Linked DNA regions of Homo sapiens: all the other regions are linked to region 2. Evidence: chromatin loops called from intact Hi-C (ENCODE). Cell type or tissue: heart right ventricle. All regions are shown on one strand.

What was found. A loop is a pair of places that touch in the nucleus more often than their neighbours do. Peaks named below come from ENCODE experiments on the same cell type or tissue, not always from the same donor. Only the 100,000 strongest peaks of a DNase experiment are listed, where the experiment ranks them.
Region 1: a loop joins it to region 2, with 2.3 times the contacts of the local background. A loop is called at or near these places in 4 of 110 quality-filtered maps.
Region 3: it touches region 2 in a loop (2.8-fold over the local background); 51 of 110 quality-filtered maps call a loop at or near these places.

What each region holds. Positions count from the first base shown.
Region 1 is chr5:67,097,538-67,105,537 of GRCh38, reverse strand. MAST4 (microtubule associated serine/threonine kinase family member 4) reads right to left here. Exons shown (of 29, transcript NM_001164664.2): 8 at 4,946-5,103; 9 at 2,927-3,002; 10 at 963-1,172. Among named protein-coding and RNA genes, the nearest start is that of CD180, 95 kb to the left of the region's middle. In heart right ventricle, no CTCF peak of the experiment used is centred here; no DNase peak of the experiment used is centred here; H3K27ac peaks cover 527 bases.
Region 2 is chr5:67,146,401-67,154,400 of GRCh38, reverse strand. It overlaps MAST4 (microtubule associated serine/threonine kinase family member 4), which reads right to left. Exons shown (of 29, transcript NM_001164664.2): 24 at 4,812-5,012; 25 at 1,535-1,764; 26 at 821-943. Among named protein-coding and RNA genes, the nearest start is that of CD180, 46 kb to the left of the region's middle. In heart right ventricle, a CTCF peak has its summit at 4,275 (motif pointing right); no DNase peak of the experiment used is centred here; H3K4me3 peaks cover 1,022 bases; H3K27ac peaks cover 1,460 bases.
Region 3 is chr5:66,983,539-66,991,538 of GRCh38, reverse strand. All of the region lies in intron 4 of MAST4 (microtubule associated serine/threonine kinase family member 4), which reads right to left. Among named protein-coding and RNA genes, the nearest start is that of MAST4-AS1, 17 kb to the left of the region's middle. In heart right ventricle, CTCF peaks have their summits at 3,195 and 3,397 (motif pointing left); no DNase peak of the experiment used is centred here.

The sequences.
Region 1 (8,000 bases), 49 kb after region 2:
TGGACTGCAGTTGGTTGCAATGTGAGAAATCGGGAAAGAGTATAGAAGGCCTAGAGGGCAAAGGGGAGAAAAGCAGCGGCTGCCAGCCAGAGAAGGATCTTATCTCGCCAGCTAAATTCTGCAGGGGCAAGGATAGATAGAGTTCTCAAAAATTAGGATGCTAATATTTTCCTTCAGTTTTCTGCAATTATTTACATATTCATGTCTAGAGAAAACTATCTATAATTATGTTTGCAAAGGCATAATTTGTGCCCTGTGAGATACAAAAATACAATATATACAAATACATAGACTAAATAGGTTTCATTTTAGGCTGTGGCTGGTCAATTTCAGCCAGAAGAGCAATATTATACATGCATTCCATTCCCCCATACAGACTCTCTTCCTGTCCTGGGTGTTATCAAGTGCTAGGCATGCAAGTGTTAGGCCTAGACAGGTCCTGTGTTTATCTGTCATTTTGGAAATTGGATATTTTGTTAGAAGAAGAACTGACACTAATGAAAATATAGGTTGCCATTCACTACTCAACACCACATGCAGGTTAATTAATAGAACACACAGCCTGGAAGAAGCCAGCAATTTTCCATTTAGCTTTTTCAGATATAGAACTAGATAGCATCATCAAATAACACACATACGCTCAGGCAATTTATAACTTTATGGTTAAAGGGGGAAAAAATCACTGCTTCAAAATCCTTCACAATCCACTTATCCTAGAGTCATAGATTGTTGGGTCCTAAGATTCCTGTAAAGGTTATTACATTAATTTTCTATTACTATAAATAAAGACCAGAATCAATTTATAGCAAGTAGCAATCAGGTGAGTTTTTTTTTTTTTTTCCTTCTTTTTTGCTTCTCTGGAATGTGAACTCCATTTCATGGTTATAACTTGTAAGCAAAAAAAAATTTTTTTCAGGGAAAAGCAAAATAAATCAGAAAACTATATGGTACATGGTTCTTACCTCCTGTAGCAACTTATCTAATTTGTGCTGTAATTCAAGGAAGTATCGTGAGGTGATGAGGCCCTGGTGGGATTTATCCAAGCAATCTCGAGCCAGTTCAATAATCTGGTGGTGAGTGAAACTAAGCACTCCATCTGCTAAGGGTAGAACGTTGTCAGGAGAGTAGCTGGTGATAATTTCCTTTAGACGTTCTTCCATCTGAGCTGTAGCCTATATAGAGAAGACACACATACACAGATGTAATACGAGGAAACACACATGTAAACAATTCAATCATCACATTTTTACAGCATTTTCAGAGACCTCCACAAGTTGTTAAATGGGATTCTAGAAATCAAATTTAAAAGAAGCCTCACTTCTGATAAAATAATGGTACATACATGTCATCAGACATTTGTCTGAACCCATTGATTATACAACACAAAGGCTGAATGAACCCTAATGCATGTTGGGGGCATTCATGCATAGCCTTCCCAGGTACATGGGAAATCTCTGTACCATCTGCTCAATTTTTTTGTGAAGCTAAAACTGTTCTTAAAAAGTTGCTATAAAAAAGCAGCAGCCTCAGCATGTGAAATACAGATCTGAGGGTACATAAGTGAAATCAACATTTCAGAATGATAATCTCCCTTTTCTGTGTTCTATCAAATGTAAAATGGTCTCTGTAAGCTTCTTCAAGTAACTCAGATTGTATCTGTGAATTGTTACGCTTTCATTTAAGATCTTGGGCTCTTTCAGATGGACTGTCCAAAATATCAAACATTTCTTTATGTTTTTGTACTTAAACATCAGGTTGTTGCTAGAGTTCCACAACCTAAGCTAAAAATGTATCTTTCGGGCTAGGTTTTAATGTGCCAGGAGCACACATCTTATATCATCTTCTTTTGCCACAAAGCTACATCCTATGTAAAAGTCCCAGGGGACTCCCTTGGTAAAATAAATCTAAAATTTCCTTTCCAACTTTCATTTCATTCTCTCTGGTCACCCACTGCCTAATCCATATTCCTTGCTTACATTAATTATATATGCAGGGAGACTCCCTCTCCTTCCTCCCTCCTCCTCCCCTCTAATATCCTAACCTGCATTAACTAGGTTAACAGTCAGTATCTGTTTCCCTGGTGAGCAAGTGACATGTGATAAATAGCTAAAACAGCTTTAATCAATGACATCAATGTTGGGTTAGTTGCAAATAATAAGTACTCTACTCTTGATTTATGAAACCAAAGATTTTCATTTGTTCTCCTGTTTAGGGCAACACAGGCTGTGGGGGTGGATCGGAAAAACGTGGAGAGGGGCCTTCTCCCAAATGTGCAGAAATGCTTTGGTGGGAAAGACGTGGAAACAAGGTGAGCTAATGGGACCATCTGAGAGCAGGTCCTTGCAGCCAGGGGCTTGGCAGCAGCCCTTCACAATTGCTCTCTCAATTCATGTTCCTTTACCAGTCTAACTGGAGAACACGACAACTGTGCCTTCTCTTCTAAATTAATAGGTTTAGAAATACAATGTCTAAAGAGATAGGAAATCACAGAAAAGTAATGTGGAAAAACAACAACAACAGCAACTCTCATGACACACCAATCTACAGGCTTCTAACGGAGAAAAACAGTCTCTACTTAACAATGTGGCAGCAGGCCCAGAATATGGGTACAGAGTGCACAGTCTAGAGGCCTTTCAAAGTAGACCCTCCCTACGGCACCTCACCAGGCCCACCCCGTGTGTGGTGCACAAGTGGCAGGTTCACTTTAGAGCCAGCTCAGCACACGTAGAGCACAGCTAGTTCTCAGCAGTTGTTAGCTTAACATTTTTTTTTAGTTATTTTCTCTTTCTAAGAAGACTATGGAGCTGTTTTATGCAAATCATTACTAGATTGGACCCTTACTTCCTATAACAAAACAACCTTACAGACTCTAAACCTATGGTGCCTGTTCGTTTAGATGCTAGGCATCTTCAATTCAATTCATTACCTTTGGGAACCTTTCTTTGTAGACATGGTTCATCATAATTATTTCATGGTCACAGCAGGCGGGAGAACGTCCAGGGCTGCAAGCAAAGCAAATTACCCTTTTAAACTTGCCACAGCATGAAATGAAAATAAGCTTTTTATTTATAAACAGTCAGTTGCATCAAAAGTACTATGCAACCTTTGTAAGAAAAGTATATCAGATAATAAACTACAAAATCAGTCATTAGTACACATGCACACATACATTCCCATAAACACAAAGATACTCTGAATAGGACTGAAAAAGAAAGCTCAAGAAGTGGAATGCCACAAAATCATCATAGTTACAATACAATACTAGTTCAGAAAATGTTTGTAAATTGAAATTATATTCTGCATGTAGTATGAGCTTGCATAAGATCTGGAAAACAATTAACAAACTGCAAAATAAAATAAAATAGGATAGCTACAAAGAGCAACATCTAGGACACATTTAACAGTATAATTTCACACTTTTATCATACACCTGCGGTCTGCCACACATCACTGAAGAAGTCTGAAAGTCTTCCATGGCACAGGTGTCATAATTGAGATCCATTTTCTAGCCTAGCAAATATTTATCTAGGATGCTGAGGTAGGCATTATGTATTATATGAAACAGAGGCATACAACTATTGTGCATTCTTCTTTACTCTTTCAATAGTAGGTTTATCTTCCTTCCTAGTGATATATAGTTGTGCAACTTCGGTGTGTTTATATTCCTAAGTGGATACAGCTTATACTACGCACCTTAGGAATTCCTTTAATAAAACAAAAAATGGCACCAATGTAGTAAAACATGGTGCCTGTAGATGAAATAGTAAAACCAGCTGTTAATTCCATATCTCAGAATAATCTAACATGTCTCACAATTATCCAGTGTGGCTATATTTAGTATTAGTTTATGAGACTAAGTAAAGACAAAAAGTACAAAGGGAAATTGCTTCTCATTAAACTTTGATATTCAACTGACCGCCTAATAAATAAGCTATTTTTTAATATAATAAAACCTTAATATATCAAAGTGCACTAATTCTATAGCATAAAGATCTCATACTGCAGCGGATAAGTGATGCCCTATCCTGATCCCTCCTTCAAAGAAGGACCTGTTGCCCGGCTTCTGGGAGTGCTATCCACAGAAACCTTCAGCTGCCAGTCCCTGCAGGGATGGCATCAGCTGCAAGGAGTCATCTCGCCTGAGGCTGAGTCTTTCCCAGGGTGCCACATCCAGTGAGGGACCCAGTGACTGAGGTAGGGATATAAAAGAAGTCGCATTTGGCCCAGGGGAGCAACTCTGCTGAGTCCTGTCGTTCCCGAGCTCTCCATGGAGTCGGCTAAGGCTGCTGGACTTCTCCCTCTGTCCAATCCTGCCTCTCCCTTCCCTCCCACAGGTGCTAATTTCGAAAGCACTCCCTAAGAAACATGCTGAACAAGAAGCTCTGTTTTAGATTCTGCTTCCTGAGGAAACAAACTCACAGTAAAACTGGCCCTACCCAGTGTTAGGTGGACTACATTTGGCATCCACAAACTTCAGGTGACACAAACTCCTAAAAATGTGTTCACAGTCTTAGAGAAAAGTAAGACTTACGATGGGAAGAAAGAACAAAGATATTTTGTAATATGGAATCTGGAATTTTAAAAAATCCTCCTATTCTTGTTGTCCTTCTATTTCCACGAAGCTGTTGCCTCTTAACATAACAACATTAACTGCTTTTGCACTGCCTTGAAATTTCCAGTGGCTAGATGTTTTCATAGGTAGTCCCAAGACCATCGTGATTACTACTGCTGCAATCAGCAAATTGTGAGAACTGAAAAGGAAACTTATAAGATGCCTTTCAATGGTAATTAACAATATTATGTGTACATGGAAACATCACACTATATTTGTAATAGTTTGCAAGTCAGTTAACACACATATGACCTAAAGGACCGAAGTGTTCACTCAAAATGTTTGAAAATAGAGAATCCAACTAAGTAATGGTTTTCAGCCAGGCCCACACACCTCAGACTTCGGGAACGGGGGCGCATCGGCGTGTTCCTGCATCTGTTCTCAGTGGCGATGCTTTCGGTGGTACAGAAATGTTTTGATAAGAAGTGTAACTCGTCTGGTGTTGGTTGGTATGGTAACTGATGCAACTTCTCCTGGGAGGAACAGGATGACTGAAAAAAACCAAAGTGAGGTCACATAACTACCTCAGAAAGAAACTCTTCAAATGAACAGGAGAGATCGATGAGTTAAACTTGGACAATACCACCATTTTTATTGTTTCTTTTTCATGTTAAAGTTATAAGAACGACTGCCTAAATGTATAACTTGATGTTCTCTCTCAGAGTTCAAAATGCTTTCCATATTTTGCCTCATTTGTTTATAATTTCCCAAAAGATAGTTTTCTCTCTGGAGAAAACCCAGGCTCTGAAAATGGATCGGAACCAGTCAAAGCCAAAGCAAGAAAGCGACCACTGGAGTGACATTAGGGAGCACTGTATCACAGATTAGTTCTCAACTGAACATGGCACCCCCGAGTTTACTGCTGCTCAAAATCAAATGCGGACTTTTAGGTAAATAACATGAAATAAATGGTATGATATGAGATCGTCAATAAGGCAATGAAACCTCTCTTTACAATGCATCAGTGTGTGGCATGAGTAAAACGGGAGGGATTAAAGAAGATCCTTTTCCCAATAAAGCCACTGTCTTAAAATCTGGAATTGAATTTTCTTTCTTCCTTTTCTTTGGAGGGAGTAGGGGGCTGAGATTATAACTTAAAATAAAAAAAAAAAACCTTCAAGTGGTGGTGAATTTTTTGTTCCATGCCTGTAGATTTGCTTTTTGAAAATCGTCATTCAACATTTGGAACAAGGAAAGACAGGAAAGATGAACAGCTAAATAACCCTGCTTTTAATCAATCTGAAACATTTAACTAAAAAGCAAAGAAACTAATTGTTTTCATTTTCAGTCAGAGGTAAACTCCTTAAGTAATTCTAATAAAAGAGACTCAGAAATTTTTTAGTAAATGGAAACATGGTTAGAATAAGCGTATTTTGAAAGATACTACTTATTTTAAAATGTCAGTTCTAGTAAGCATTTTTTTTAAAAATCATTATATTAAGAGTATCCTTCATAAATACTGAAACATTGCAATGCAGCAAAACTAGAAATTAATGCCTAAAGCTTAAAAATTATTCCTATAACTTGAAATTATAAAACATCTTACTAAGTACATATTGAGACAAAGAGGAATTTTTATAATGTAATGAGATTATTTTACAAGCAATAAAAAAATGAGAGCACTACTAGACTTATGAGATAAATCAAAGCTGTATTCAGTAAGTATAGTCATGGCCTTAAACACTTCTCACTAAGAAAAAAGAAATAAAACACATGAACTAAATCAAGTCAAGAAATCAAGAAAAAAATAAAATAAAATCAATGCAAGCAGGAGATAAGCAGTGGTGATAAGAGGAAAGATAAGGAAATTAGCAAATAGACAAACAGAATTAAGAATCTATAGATATGTTTCAAAGGTAAATCAATGTCCACAATCCTGTATCCAAGATTTCAAAACCCACAAACTCAGAAGTTTGTTCCTAAGTTTACAGTAATCTCTTTTGGTGGCAAAGCACCAACTGAACTGATGGGAAGCTGTTTAAAATATTTATTTAATCTACTTAGTATGAATGTTGATTCAAACTGCTGCAGAAATATTAATATATTTGATTATGAGCAGCTGGCCCCACTGTTGCTGGTCTGTTATGTACAGAACAGGGATGTTGCCTTTCTAAAAGTGAAAATTCCAAAACACACCAGGCTCAAGATACCATGCAACTGTACTTGCACAGGAACAGTATCTATTGACTTCAGAGAAGGGTCCAAAGAATGAAGATTTACACAAAAAATTATGCTGCTAGTTCTTCAGGCAATTAGAGTTCCAAAACCATGTTCTGAGTCATGATATCATTCAGTAAGCATTTAGTCTCTCCAGGTAACCATTTTGCAAAGGATAGTATTCATATGCACATACAAGTTTCTACTTTTTATTAAATCATATCATTTGATAGACATACTTCATATTTTTATGAGTATTTATATTCTTATTTCTGTACTTTCAGCAGAAAATAATTTATCTGGTAAGAAACATACGGGAGAATGTCTTCCTACTGATACAATTCTGTAGTACTTATTTCAAAATTAAGAATTATCTGAATATCACATTGGAAAAGGTCCAAAAATTAATTTTAACTGCAAACTGTGATGTTTCAAGAAACCACAATACTGAATATTCTCTGGGATGACTGATTTACTTCATCTGGCTAAATCTTTCAAATTTCCGAATATAGCATTTTTAACATTTAGCAATTTTGCAGTTTCCATAATAGCCAAAGGATACAGATATTATAATGTTTACATTTCAGTCTGGCACTCAGACAACAGCTGAAATTATCTGTAAAGTTTAAACTATATTTTCAAAATGCTTGCAATTTTATTCGTATATATTCTACATTTTGATTTTTTAAACAGTTAAAGTAAATTTCTGATTGGCTAAATGACTAACAGTTAACCCAGGGAAATAAGAATCTAAGAGTGATTCAGCTTAGCTTTAGAAAAGAAAAACCTGCAACTACTAAGAAGTTTTACACAGTTTTTGCCCTAATATTTAAAGAATAGAAACACAAAGAAACTGAGAAAAATAGAGAAGTAGCTTTCCTAGTTTTCGCTCATCACTTTTATCAACAATCAATAAGGAGAAAAAAATAATTGAACTTTCACACTACAGCACCTGCAGTCCGTCATCTAAATAGTTCCTTCTCTCTATTGGCAAAAGGAGTAATTCTGGAAGCTAAAATTTCATTTTGGAGGAAAAAATAGGAATATTGAGCCTAATAATTATATGATACTAACGTCTTCAATAAAATAAACACTTCAGAGAAGAGCTGTTAGAAACACAAAGTATGTGTGTATGACTAAAAATGGTCTTGGGGGTGTCTTCCGTAGGCACATACAGAATTTAGAGACAGCAACGATTTCATTTTGACTGACGACCAGGTCAGCTTTATTA
Region 2 (8,000 bases):
TCAATATATACATTTCAGTGTATTATTTCTTATTCTAATGTTGTGAACAGACATATGATACTATCTAGAGATATGCTGTCGCAGGAGCTGTTCTGCATAAAATACAACGCTGCTATAAAGAATGAAAAAGACAAATCAAATAACTGAACAGAACTATCTGAGAGCTATCTGAGAGGATCAGTGTGTGTCCTTTCTCTCTCTCCATTTACAGTCATGCTTCCTGTGACCTTCTTACTCCATAGGCTATATTCTGCTTACATTTTAAGTAGAAATTGATCCCTGTTTAAGTTAATTTGTATGGTGGGGAGGGAGGCCTAATAATTGCTAGAACTTCTTCTTTCAGTACCACTTATTTTTTATAATTTATAGTACATGTGTATATATTTACAATTTTATCTTTCAAAGGAACTCTAATTCTCAGACTAAACCTTCAGATCAAACCTCACAGTTTAATACAATTTTGTCTTCTAGTATACTAGAATGAAACCTGTTAGAAGTTCCTGAAGGAAGTCACCTTCAGGATAGGTGACTCTCCAAATAGATGTCACTGTGTAAGGTATATAAACAAAGAGAATTCTTACTACTTACAATTTAGAATGAGAAGCAAAATTAAATTAGGGAATGAGTATGCAGATATAAGGACATTATTTCATGACATAAAACCAGAGAATTCATAATATCTTTGTCTTTAAACTTGAGACTAATGAATACTTTCTCAGTAATCAGACATGGGTGTGACACAGGGAAATCAATCTCCTGGTACTAGCCCCTTTGGGCTGCCTGTCTCATCAGCATGGCCCTGACATAAAACATACAATACCTTCAGTAGGAGTTCTATAACTTCTGTGTGGACAAGTCCATGCACTGGTTCTCCATTGATGTGAGTGATAAGATCTCCAGCCTTCAGTCCTGCCTGGCATGCCGGACTTCCTTCTTCTACATTCTAAAGTCCAAGAGGAGAGGATATTTGTAGGCAAACAAATGACTACTCTAACACCTACTGTGTCTTCTGGGAGAATAATGAGTTAATTAGCAAATGTCCTAAGCCTCTAATAGAAAATCTAACAGGTACGTTTACTATTCCTATTCTATCATTATTCTAAAATAGGAAACTTTCTATGGTACTTAGAAATTTTCAGGTGATTCAGACTGAAAGTACCAGAGCCACAAAGAAAAAAAAATGAATGACCAAAACATTTCAGGTGATTTGAGAAGGTCATTTTTAAAAAGAAGGCTAGGAAAAAATGATAAAATAAAAGAAGGATGGAAATAGGATTGCCTTTGACTATGTCTACCAGCTTGGTATGTAAGAAAGAACAATCGAATATGAAAACTGGACAGAATTATGAGATATTCGTTTTTGCTAAATTCAATTCCACCATACACATACAGGGATGGAGCTCTAAAAGGAAAATGAAACAGGTCGCAAATGCAAGCTTAAAAGTAAATATATTTGCTATTTATCAGCCAACCTATCCACTCTCCAGCTTGGCTGGAAATGAAAAATCCCAAGTGCGAGACATGCAGGTCTTACCCAGACGATATGGTGCACTGTATAGATGTCACTGTCTCCCACATACACCCGGATGGCTCGGATGGTAAAGCCGTAGTTCTTCCCCGAACTGTGGATCACAATCGGCTGATGTGGACTGGCAGAAGCTGCTGAGGAATCTCGGCTGGGAGAGGAATCTCGTGAAGAAGAAGGGTCCGAGGACAGGGAATGGGGAGACATTGGACTTCCCAGAGGGGAAACAGCAAACATATCTGTAACAAAGAAGCCAGTCATCAAAGCCCATGTGGCTCACACAAGCATCCATGCAGGCAACCCTCACCCCATGAGCCTTGCCAGGACTGGGGGCATAGTCACAACACAAATCCATTTGTTTCCAATAGCAAAATGAAGATGAAATAATACAAAAATGTTTCTATCAGTAACTAGCATGAATTCCAAAACTGTCAAACTTCAAGAGTGTTGCTATTTTAACTAATTTTTCAGTTAGGAAAGAGAAAGAAATTTCAATACTCTCATGTTATAATTTTTTAGTTTCTATGCTTATTAAAAGACACCACAAGGATTAGCCTCTGGCTGTGACATTTTTACTTAATGTTTTATTTTAAGTAAAGAAATAAATCATAGATGCATATATTTCAAGTATGTCTTCATGTGGAGAAGACTGTATGTATTATATTAACAGATACTGGATTCCAAATTCTTCACTAAACAATTTTAACATGGTCCTTTTCAACACACATGGCCAGGAAAGCAATTTATCAATTTACCAGCTGATTTCTACAATGCTATTAAATGAATACTGATTAAAGAATTTTAACTGGCCGGGTGTAGTGGCTCACACCTGTAATCCCAGCACTTTTGAGAGGCCAAGGTAGGCTGGTCGCTTGAGCCCAGGAGTTCAAGACAAGCCAGGTAATATGGCTAAACCCTGTCTCTACAAATAATACAAAAAATTAGCCAGGAAAGGTGGCATGTGCCTGTAGTCCCAGCTACGTGGGAGACTGAGGTGAGAGGATCACCTAAGCCTGGGAGGTCGAGGCTGCAGTGAGCCGTGACTGTGCCATGGCACTCCAGCCTAGGCGACAGAGCAAGACCCTATCTCAAAAAAAAAAAAAAAAAAGAAAAAAAGAAGAAAAAAAAAAAGGAAAGAATTTTTAATCAGGAAAACAATGAAGTGGTGACTTCTCTATAAATGAATAACATTACTGTGGTGACAACTGATTCTCTACATATATTACTTGCAATTCTAATAAGGTTTCTGAGAGGCTAATGCAGGTGAGATAGAGAAACCTGAAGAGAATCTCATTGCATATTCCAAAACACCAAATCTACTGCTTTCTTTGTTTTAGAAGCAAACTGCTATGCTCTGAATGTCTGTGTCCCCCTAAAATTCCTATGTTGAAAACTAACCCCCAAGGTAATGGTTTTAAGAGGTGGGGCCTCTGGGAGGTGATTAGGTCATGAGGGCTCTGCCCCTCATAAATGAATTAGTGCCCTTATACAAGAGGCTGCAGAGAGCTTGTTCTTCCCTTCTGCCATGTGAGGAAATAGAGAAGGTGCTGTCCATGAGGAACAAGCCCTTGTCAGATGCTGAAACTGTCGCCACCTTGATCTTGGACTTCCCAGGCTCTAGAACTGTGATCAACAAATTCTGTTATTTATACCTTACCCAGTCTAAAGTATTTTGTTATAGCAGCAGAAATGAATGCTTTTTAGTTCATATCCTTGTTTCATCTACGTGAATCTAAACAGATCTTAACTGGTCATGTGAAACTGTCTGTGTGTGTGTGCACTTGAGAAAAGGCAGAATAATCTACAAAACATGCTGCGGTTTAAACATGAGCTCGGTTGGAGCCAGGCTACAAAGTTCCCAGTGCTACTGAAGGCTCACCAGGGTGTGGTGAGTTCCATTGTGGCTACCGTAAGCTGAAAGTATCCATACTACCCACTATTTCAATTCTTATGCTTGTTCAAAGAAGAGCAAAGCCAACTGTATCATGACCCATGCTCCTTCCCTCTCTGACTTCATGTAGCATCTTGGCTGTCTTCTGCTGGCTCTCTTCTGTCTAATCAAAGGACAGGGGAAGAGATGCATGCTGGCAGGCAGGGAACTTCAAGACATGCAGGTGGGAGGAGGTCACTGTGGACACACATAGATCCCAAACTGCTGAAAGGCCAGGCCCCCACTTCTTTACCTTCTGATGGTCTCCCTTATCTCCCCAAATCAAATAATTTCCTTGTTCTACCAAAGTACGGGCTTCCTAACCAGCTTTCAAAACTGCACTGGCCCATATCCAACTTACCTTCCCATCTGTGCAGCTGCACCAGGACCATCATCTTCAGCTTATGAAGAGTCACACAGACTAGGGATACAGGTGTTTGTTTTATGGTGCTAAACAGGACACCTCCCAGAAACTGAATCTGCTAGATTGAGCACTACTCCCAAATGAGCATTTGTTTATGTCAAATTGCTTTCTGCACAAATATGAAGCTTCAAAAACATAAACAATGCCTTTTATACATGATCTGTTTTCTTCCAAAAACAAGCCATCTGCAATATAATTCGAGTCCCATTCTACTCTCTTGCTGTCATTTGAGTGATATCACAACCATCAGGGTGTATATTTCATTTCTGCCAGTGGGATTACTACAGAGTTAGTGATCAGTAGTGGCAAAACCAGTTTGTGGGAAAATACTACAATTCAACAAAACCTTAATTAAGCCCAGTTTTCCAAAACAGGGCAGAAGATGATTTGCTACCAGTAGGAGGAAGCATAGCTCAACTGACAGGGTTGGGAAAACCTAGAATTTCAATGCTGTCTGTGACTCTATCTCCAGAAATGAAAAGCTTAACTATTTTCCTCATTAATTAGATGAGAAAAACTATATACTTAGCTTTCCAACACAAATGTTGTAAACAGCTCTATAAAGTGTATAAATTATACATACTCTAGAGAAAAAAAATTATTCAAGGAAGGAAAATTTATCATTTAACTTGGAGGGAGAAAAGAAAACGAAAGGAAACAAAACAGAAACAAGCTTTCATGGGAAGGAAGCCTCTCTTGTACCCCTGATGCAGAAAGTGAGATGAAATAGGCCAAAATGCTCCTTGGCGGCCCTACAAATCCTGCAGGAAGAATTCAGAGTCTGCAGGCAGAAGCTCTCAAGAGCTGTCCTGGGACATGACCCGTTATTACTTCAAGCAATCTTGCATCTCATTCAGCATTCCAAATTGGGAGAGGAGGGATGGGACCACATGCACAAATCACACAATTTCATGCAAGTAGTATCTCTCTACCTCCTGGGATCATGAGGGAAAGAGCACTGGCAGAGAGGGACTTTGTGACTTTCCCCGAGATTTTCTTTTTTTCTGTGCTTTCTAATCGCTGCCGAGCCATGTGAGAAGCGGGTTCACTGGATGGCTTTGAGGAATTATCTGTACTGTCCACACACTCGCTTCGTCCATTTATCTGATCCAAGTGCTCTGAAAAACTGCCAACTGTACAAAGAAGAAGGGATAAACACATTCAGGAAAATCCAGGATAGGAGAGGTGGGAAGACGGGAAGAGAGAGACAGCAGGAAGAGTAAACGCCAGAGAACATACTCCTATGTGGCCAGTAAGTCCAGACGGTGTCAGGCGAACATTAACAACATGTGATTGCTTTGAGAAAGGTGACGTGGAGGAGGAAGAGATGGAAGAGGCATCTATTCAGGCTTCATTCTACCTGTACACAAGTCTGCTAATTCTCAATCCATGACTCCATGTAACCAGAGGAATTAGTTTCTTTCAACAATCTATATTTTTGAAACCTTGCAGAGATAATTCTGGTGCCCCTACCCCCCCCATACCATGAAAGGCTGTGCCATGAATCAAATATTACCTCCCAAACACCATGGCCGCCCACTTCATACTGTGATTACCTTATGATACTGATGATTATCATTATCAATGCTGTTAATTATAATTTTGACCTGTGGACATTTTTTCATCACTCCCTGTAGACTTACGTCTGTGCTGTTAGAACACACCTCATACTAGGCTGAGGCAAGTAACTGATAGAAAAGTGCCTAAAGTGTCTCTTCTCACTTCTCAGGCCATATGCCTCCTTTCATTCTAAGCTCCCTGTACATTTCAAAGGACAAGCAAGACAAAGGATATTACTCCCTCCATTACTCAAGTTCACTTCATCCTGCTGGCTTTTAATCCAGTGTATCATATGCTGATCCTCCCTCATGCTATTTCCTCTCCCCTCTAAACCACACCTTCTTTACTTTTAATTTTGTTAATCTTTAATATAAACTGGAGTTATTTTTAACTTAAAAAAAATTAGGGCTTCCCTCAACAACGGAGCGTAAGAGAGGATAAATATGGAGGGGGGTGCAGAAATGGAACATCACTGACCCTGGTCTGGTGAATGCAGAGGCCGAGAGTAAAGAAAGCTCTGCAGCAGGGTGACATTTTGAGTCCCCCAGAAGGAAGCTGAACAGCTATTCCTTTTGATTTGTCCTACTTTTTCTTTCCCAGGTTATCGGTTTTCTATCGTGTTTTTCTTTAAAAACATCATTGATAGCACATTTTTGTCCATCCAGGAGAGAAAATGCTCATCTCATTTTACTTCTACATGCTACATTATAAGCCCCATGTGCTTAAAAATCATCAACTGTCTCATCACCTTTAGAGATACAATCCATGCAGAGTATTAACACCACTATAAATGATCCTTTGAAAGAGCGGCCAGCACATTTCGAAGTGCTGACCATATGACACTGTTTGCCTGGGAAAGAGTTAGACTTAGACTCAACTAGCATTTCTCTTACACTGCTGTCTATATACCACTCAGTGGTATGGTTGTAGTTTGGCCCACGCTCATGGACAAAGTTCAGATCTTACAGCTGTGGTCTAGGCTAAGGGTAGCTGGGAACTTGGACAGCAGCTTTAGTCATAGCACACTTTGTGGTCATCTACTGTGCATATGTACAGGAAAAGATTCATGGACTTCCACATAACACCCATCTGACCAACAAAGGGAGATAACCTTAAGGCAAATATCAATGTTTTTACTCCTATATGCTAAACTCATTCTCATTTAACAGAATATTCCATTCTCTTACAGAAATCAGCTACTGAAGGTCTTGATAAAAACTGCTTCACAAGTAATAAATCTCATCTCACAAAACTTAAGCTTCCCATTGAGTAAGGTACACACTTCCTTCTTTGTAATTTGGTTTGGATGGGATCACTGACAAGTATAAAATGAAAAGCTGAATCTCTTTACAATGAGTAATTGTTGGATACGTTTGACCCCTACATCTAAGACTTCAAGACGTTTATTTTTCATGGCTTCAAACACAATGTAGTCATGATAAAAGAGAAACATGTATAAAGTTGTACTTCCCTAAATGCCAGAGTGTGGATATACAACCTTGTGTCACCTCTCCCTCTTGCCTCTGCCATCTTATTTTGCAGCACTGCATATAAGCGTGAGCTTCTTTTCTGCCAATGGTAGATAATGTCACTTTAATGTTCTCTAAATGTCAAGGGTTCCTTCTTTTTGGTGGTGGAGCAATATAAAAATCAACAAATTTAATTTTACTACAGTCACGGTTTTCAGACTTCCTAATTACCCTTGGCTATAAGCAAATCAGCTCATCTCTCTATTCTGCACAGCCCCCAAGGCCTTTGATTATTTTTAGTGTGCGTATGGGGGAGAGAGAGAGAGAGAGAAAGATGGTGTGAATCTATTAATCAAAATGCATGGCAGGACCTAGGTGAATTTTTTTTTTAATTATGAAAGTAATCAATCAAATGCTTAGACACGATTCCCCTCCCTTCCCCTCCTACCTTTCCGGTAGTGAGCAGGCTGAGGAGACTAAGAGATAGTAAACAGTTCACTATATTAAGAAAAAAATTTTAAATGGAGGTGAATATACTCTATTCAGAGTAAGGTAACTAAGAACCAGATAAAGGCCTTTGTAACCAGGAATAGAAAATACCAAGATATCTACATATGATCTGAGCATCAGCATGAACTAGAGATGGTCAGGCATCTTAGTCTAATAGGTTGCCTTTACACTACTTCCTCATTGCTGTTCTCTTGGCTTTATGATTAGGATAAGTGGAATTACGCAACATGAAAACAGAACTGAAGTGAAGACAGAGAAGAAAATCCAACATTATTTTCCCCCACAATAAACTATAAGCACATGTGAAGCTTCACAGATCCAAACTTCTTAGTGAGGTTGAAATAAATCCAGCCCATAAAATTTTTCCTGAAATGATTAAAAAAAAGCTTACACTATGAATATTCAGTTAGTTTAAAAAATGTTGACGAAAAATCTTGGAATCATTCATGGTTATCAATACAGCATATTGAACGTAGCTTAATGAAAACATTCATTACAGCAATTCTAAGCCATATACATCTCTCATTTTTTGAAAAAGCATAAATGCACATACTCTATAGAAGAATATGCTGTGCATAAAAT
Region 3 (8,000 bases), 160 kb after region 2:
GCTTTACTGGGGAGTGAAGTTCTTTCAGCTTTATTGTGGAGTGAAGCCTGCTGCACATAATGGAGAACACTGGCCCAGTCACTCAAATCACAAAGGCTATTTCGTATGTGCTTCAAAGATATAAGACAGGTAATATTCTGGGTGAGTCTAACACTCATCTATCAACATGGGACCCAGGGGTTATGCCCATCATATAACATGTAAGTATCCAAACAAGGGCAATTTTCGAGGAGAAAGGAAAAAGAACTCTTGGTTCTTTTTTGGCATTTCGTAAATATGAGCCATACCAAAACTACTGAATTTTTTTCAACTTGCTACTCTCCAAGGGAAGCAAATGAAAGAACAAGTGGGAAACAGTGAACAAATGAATAGACCAGAATATGCAAACCAGCCAGCCAGTTTTTCTAATGGCAAAGTATCAGCAGACTGTTTCATGCCTGTAGTCTCTGTAACATCCCTTCTCTCAAACCACTGATACTTCAGAGCAGTTTAGGACAGAATTTCTTCTTTGAGTGTGGTAGCAATTTAAGGTCCTAAATTTCAGAGTCATTATTTTTGAGAAGCTTTCACTCAAATAATTCTGAACCTATTTTTTTAATCCAAAGAATCAGCCTTTCATAGGGAATAACTAAATTCATAACTATTTCTCTAAGAAATAGTCCAATAAATAAAACTATATCTGTTTCCCCAAAGAAATCACATGTACTCTATCTGTCAGATTCCAGGAAACTCTAGAACATATTTACACCTATAAGCTTACAAGTCAAGTAACTTAAGAAAAAGTCTCATAGAGAAACATGACCAGGTAAGTTTATCAACAACTGAGACAAGTAATACAGAATGCTCATATGACTCTTTAAATTTGAATATAAACTAACTTAATACATAGCTTTTTTGTGATGGGGAGACAAGGCTTCTGTCTCCCAGGCTGGAGTGCAGTGGCATGATCGTAGCTCACTACAGCCTCGATCTCCCTGGATCAAGTGATCTTCCCACCTCACCCTCTTTGGTAGCTGGCACCACAGGCATATGCCACCACATCTGATTAATTTTAAAAAATTCTATGTAGAGACGAGGTCTCCCTATGTTTTCCCAGGGTGGTCTTGACCTCCTGGGCTCAAGTAATCCTTCTGCCTCAGCCTCCCAAAGTGTTAGGATTATGGGTGTGAGCCACCACACCCAACCTAGACTATATTTCTGAGGTTTATTATAGTTTCTAGTTCTGTGATCTTGGATAAGTTACTTAACCTCTAAGTACCTTAGTTTCCTATTCTGTAAAATGGGAATAGTAGTACTTACCTCATAGGACTGTTGCTAGGATAGTTAGTATTTTTTAAGTATTTAAAATTTCCAAACAAAATCAATAGTTTCTAAGGCCATATACATTTTTAAAGAGGTCTTTAAAAGAAAACAAGCATGAATAATAGAAATCCATCGATAATTCATAAATTTTATTTTATAAAATTAACTTCTTACCACACTGACTCTTCCATAGATCTGTCAACAGCTGGCAAATTCTAAGTCTCAATCCTCTGTGTCTCCCTGTGAAACCTGTGAGGGCTTGCCGGAGAGCACAGAAATGCCCTAAGGTGGAGATCAAGAATAAAGCTACAAAAGCACATTTCTCAGCTCATTTATTTATGTGTCTGGTCTCTGAATATTCTGCCATTGATTACAAATTTTAAAATTTAAAGAATGAGATGAAATAAAAATCCTTTAAAACAGAGATTTAAGATAGTTTTAAAGTTCCTTTATATTTTTACTAAATAAAACTACCATATTTTATATATTCTAGAAAAATGTTTTATTCTTCTTGGATTGAAAAAAAATTTTGCTTAGTGTGACTGTGTTGTTTATTGAAAATTCTTGGAAACTCCCTGAAGTTTGTCCAAAACTATATTTCTTTCTGTAAGGGAGCTGGTTTCAAAATGTCAGTGGGGAAAAAATTATGCTTCACCATATTCACAGGGCTCTGCTTGTTTGTGGATAGGGGTTTTGATCAAAGCCACAGACCTGCATTCCTGCTGTGCCTCCATTCCTGAATACCACAGACTCTGCCCAGTTTGCTTGAATGAATTCTGAGCTGCCACATGCCTCAGTGAGACAGTGAAAACTTCAACTCATCAATGACTGGGTCAAACCACTCTGAAGACAAGCAGCTCTCCCACGTGCTCAACACTAGGACTATTTCTGAAGCCTTGATGAGAATAACTGACTTCCTGAAGGGAAAGTAAGGAGCCTAAACCTGATTATGAGCAAGGAGGTATAAGGAGGGGCAGGTGCGGTTTGAAAAATGCTTCTGTGAATCCTAGAGAAGAGGCAGGATCCAAGGCCATTTAACAACGTGAAGGTCCTAGAAACTTACCTTTGGAAGCCCCATCTGACATACTACCAAACAAATTAAAACACACCAACATCCCACATTACCTTTTTTTCCTCTAAAATATAAGTATTTTATATTTTCACTTCAAATCTCAGTAATCCTCACACACACTGGGGAATTCTCATGAAGTACAAAGATCTAAAATAGAAATTATTTTCAAATACGTTTTTGTGAGCATTAAATTTAACAATTAATGAAGTTGGTATATTATGTTTACAAATATGTCTTATTTCCCTGAATAAAGCTGTAAGCCACAATCTGATTCTAGAAACGTTAAAATGTGAACCATGTATGTGTTCCTGGGTAAATTATGGTATAAATTTTGATTCTACAGTTTTCCTGTTGTAGTTTTCAACCAAAATATCTCTCATCTTTGTAGACTCAAACTTGTCAAAATTCTGTGAATGTCTCTTCGTGCTTGAGAAACTGGGCATAAGTGGAAAGGCAGTATTGTACAGTGCTTGAGAACATAAATCCTGGAGCCACTGCCCATGTTTTTAACCACAATATCAGTAGTTTCTAGTTCTGTGATCTTGGATAAGTTACTTAACCTCTAAGTACCTTAGTTTCCTATTCTGTAAAATGGGGATAATAGTACTTACCTCATAGGACTGTTGCTAGGATAGTTAGTATTTTTAAAGTATTTAAAACAGTGTCTAATATTCCAGAAATGTTAGTCATGTTACTGTTATTTTATACTAACAGATAAAATAGTTCTGGAAGAATCACTCACTTCCCCCAACAAAGCTGCTTGCCCATTGGAAGCTGTCTTGAAGGAACTGGTTGAACCCCAAATTTCAGGCAGATACACCCATATATCAAGCCCTGGTCCAATATCCTTAATTCTACCTTTTCCTTCCCAAAGTTTTTTCTCTAAAAGAGGAAGAAGGGTAATCCCAATGCTAAGGATAACCCCCTTCAGATTAAAGGTCAGTGACAGAATCAGAGAGATGAAGCACGTTTTCTTTCCCCAGAATAAATACTAGAGTCTCTTCCCTCTAGTGGCTGAAGTATACAATTACAATGCCCCCAGCCAACTGTCATTCTTAAAATCTGTTGTAATGGAAATAATTCAGAGGATGGTAAACTTAAGTGAAAAGTCAGCTTTAGGCCAGTGGAGAGCTAGGCACAAAACAACAAAACATTGAGTTTTTTTTAAAATAAAGCAGTATTAAACATTTGCACAGCGTCATAATTATTAACCTCAGCATCACAAAAAGAGCAACTTTAATTAAACGCAACCACGTTGTAACTATTTCACACTTCCATGTCCTAACTATAGTCAGTGTAATCCTAACTACAGTCAGTGTAATCCACATAATAAATAGCTTTTTGTTTCCCTAAGTTTTTTAATGGATGGGGCTCATTAGTTTATATAATCATCCCTAAAACTAGGACAGCACTAGCACTGTCACTCTGCAGTAAAATATTAATCCTACCAAACCAAATATTTGACATGATCTGTACGGCTTGAAATATTTTCCTTAAACCATTAACTTCTCAGTGGTATAGGGAGACAAAATAAAGAGAAAGAAAAATACCACATTTTTTCAGTACAGTTTTGTTACATAAGGAACATTTTACAAAGGAAACTGGATTTTCTTTAGGAGTATTGAAATTAAACACCATACTTTAGGGACCATTTCTCAGTCTGTTACTAGAGAAGTTTCTCTGAACCTGCAGAGCACCTAAAAAAAAAAGTAGAAAAAAATTACAAAAAAAAGGGTATTATAATTATTTTTGAGCAGTTTATGTCCTAAGCCATTTCAGGCATCCAGGCCTCCAGCTCATCTGAAAACTTCTGATTTTCAAAACACATTGCACATGACTCATCAGCATACTCTATATGCTAGATACTGATGAAGGAGGGTTACACCAAATCAACTGTAAAAGTGTGACTCCTTTTTCGTCTGTAAAGTCACTTAAGAAAGCAAAAACATGTCACCTTCAAGACACAGAAGAGCTTCTGAAAACAAGGCTCTCGTTTCTTTCACATAAACTTTACACATACTTATATACATATTTGACTTAAAAAAAAACCTCAGCTAAAATATGCCCATTAGAAAAACATTTATTCTTTCAGGCTATTAAATATACAAGCATTGAGGAAGATTTGCTCTAGCACATGCAACACCATGAAGAATCTAGTAAGTTTATATAATCTTACACTTCTTTAAGATTTTGAGAGATAAGAGCATACACATGTACATGCATATTTGTTTGAAACAAAATATAGACACGTTTAGCTGGACGTGGTGGCTTATGCCTATAATCCTGGCTTCTCAGGTGGCTGAGGTGGGAGCATTGCTTGAGGCCAGGAGGTCAAGACCAGTCTGACCAACATAGCGAGACCCTATCTCTAAAAAATAAAAAATTAGCCAGGCATGGTGATGTGCACCTGTAGTCCCAGCTACTCAGGAAGTGGGAGGATCAACTGAACCCAGGAGCTTGAGGCTGCAGTGAGCTATGATCGTGTTACTGCCCTCCAGCCTGAGCAACAGAGTGAGACCCTGTCTCAAAATAAATAAATAAATAAATATATATATATATATATAAATTCATACATATATATTTTTAATATATATATGTCTATATGGAAAGACAGAGAGAAAGTACTGGAAAGGAAACAATATGAGCTTTGGATATGTTTTATTTAATGTGGTGGCAATTCATCCAAGGGGTGATGTTCTCCCAGCATTTGGACACACAGGGCTAAAAATAAACAGAGAAAAAGACAGAGTGATATGATGCACATTTACAGATTTTCTTTCTAAAATAAAGAGCAAGTATTTCTCTGTGTAACAACATATGGATCCATACTTTCTATAAAAGTCAAGTCCCGCTTGGGCTCAGTTTCCCTTTCCAGACTCTGCACTTAACACTTCTTCCTTGCCCTTCCCAGCTCTGTGCTCCCCAGGGACCTGCCCTGCACTCTGCTCCCACTGTGACCCTGCCCTCCCCAGCAAGGGATGCCTCGCTACCTCCTCCTCTCTTCCTCATAGACAACTTTTCAAACTTCTACATCCTGGTGAAATGGAATTAGACAGAATTAATCCTCTTTCCTCTGGTCTGTTATTATATTACAGCTGTTTTTGTCTGTTTTCCTTGAGGGAAGGTCATGGGTCACCCATCTTGGTATCCCAGCCTCTACCGTGGGATCATTATTGGCAATCAATATATGTTTACAGGATGAATGAGTAGTTCTACACACTGTGCTGTCTACATGTAGATGACTTGAGTCTTTTTTAGAAGTAGGTGAGATGCAAGGAGTCAATGAAGCTCAGGTTTCCCTTGTTGCTATACCACCTGCTGGAGTTTTCACTACTATGCTAAATACATTGCCATTTTATTTTTTCTAATTCAACGACATAGGAAGCAGCCCCACATATGAAAGTTATTTTTACCTTCTCTGCCTTTGTTTTGATTCCCTTTCCCACCCCATACACCCTTGTTCCACTTACCCCAAAACCTAATCTTTCCTCTAAGCCCAACCTCGTATCTTACCTACTTCAAAGTCTCTTTCAGCTATACAGACACACACAAGCAGGCTACAGGTTAAAGGAAAATAAATAGGTAGGTTATAAAATCATTCCAGGCCTACTGCTCAGATAAGGCAGGCACTAAAAATAAACCTGATTTGGTAACAAAGAAGGGAAAGGCATCAAAAAGGAAAGTTCTTCCGTACCTTTCAAAGATCCAGAACTCCAATTTGCCCAGCAGGAAAATCTAGGGCCCCTCAAGCTGCTGGCATGTTAAGGGCCTTTGTCTTTGATTGAACATTTCTTCCAGCACCTGCATTCTACCTTCTACTCACCTACCTCTCCTGAACCCTCCCCAAAATGGTCCTTTAATTCCATGGTCTGTGCACAGATGGGCAGAGACCTTTCAGCATCTGACATTTCATATCCTCCTAATGAAGGATCAGCATCACTCCACACAGAAGACCACTCTCCTGTGTGAAACTCCTCCTTCATTCCGCTTCTTTGAAATCACCTGGCTGGTCTTCCTCCTAATCTCTGGTCATGCCTCCTCCAGATCCTCAGCATGATATTTCAATCTGCAGTGTCTCAGGAATCTGTCCTGAAGCTACTTCTCACTAGTTGACTTCATCCAGTCCCCTGGCCCTGTACACCACCTACTTTCCTAAAAGTCCCAAATTTACTTCTCCAGACCTAACTTCTCCTTAGAATTCCAGATTCCACATGAGTATCATATAAAGATCTCAAATTCAACACAAACAAAACAAAACTTTTAATTTTCTTCCACGATCCTGCTCCCCGCCCTCTCAAGTCTTCCCCACCTGTGTAAACAGAACCGTGATCTTCTGTTCATCCAGTGGACAATCTAGGACCCATCCTTGTTTTTGCTGTTTCCCTCAATGCCCCCCGCCCCGCCCCCATCCTCCAACTCATCCCTTGGCAAGCCCTACACATTTCCCCCTCAGAACACAGCCTGAATCCATCTACTTCTCTCCAATTTCACTATTTACCCCTGTAGTCCAAGGCAACATTCTCTCTCATTCTAAGTTACTTTTTGAGCTCTATCCACCCTCTACACAGAAACCAGGGAAACTTTAAAGAGGCAAATCAGATTATGTTATTACCCTACTTTACAATATCAAGTGTTTTCCACGTATACCTATGTAACAAACCTGCACATTCTGCACTTATATCCCGGAACTTAAAACAAAAAAATAAAAATATCAAGTGCTTTCTTTCCATCCTGCTTAAAGGAAAGCCCAATCTCCTTACTCCAACTTATGAAGTCTTGTGGACCTGGCCCTGCCTCTCTGCCCACTCATCCACATGTGTGCCCTGTGCCCACACCACTCTTCTTTAGCTTGCTTCTGCCCTGGGTGGCCTCTTTACTTGGGAGGCTTTTGCTTTGGTTTTCTCATGGCTGTTGCCTTCTGGTCATTTAGTTCCAGCTCGCATGCCACTCCTTCAGGAAGAAAGAAGCCATGGACTCCCCTGTTTTACTTCTCTGCAGCTCACTTGTCACTCCTCCAGTGTTTTTCTGGTTTATGTTACATCCTCTTCTCCAAATCCCTGCACCCCACTGGGATATAAGCTCCATGAGAGCAGAGACTTTCTCTATCCTGTCTGTCACCGTATCCCTAAAGCCTAGAACACAGCCTGGCTGGTGGTAGCTTCTCAAAAACACTTGCTGAAATGAAGATTGTGTGAATGAATACAGTGCCTCCTCTGTGTTACCACTAAGCACTGTCAGCCAAAAGATTTTGAGAGGCATGGTCCAGGACTTCTTTCTCTGTCCTCCTCTGTTTGAATTGAACAATATTTCACTCTGTAAACCCCACTATCTGAAGTCATAGGTTACATCTTTGTATTCCTTCAGGAGCTCCACCTCTACTAAGGCTTTGTGTAAAGTCATAACACTGGCATAAAACCTCTGTTGACAAATCACAACATTACACAATGAAATAACCAAATCACAACATGACAAAAGCAAATACCTCTAATCCCTCCCCATTCCCCTCCCCCTCAGTTTTGTAGAAACTATTTACTAATCATTTCCCCTGTGCCTGGTACTTAATGATCCTCAAACATGGAAAGATTAATGTGAACTTCCCCAATATACAGATGAGGAAACTGGCACT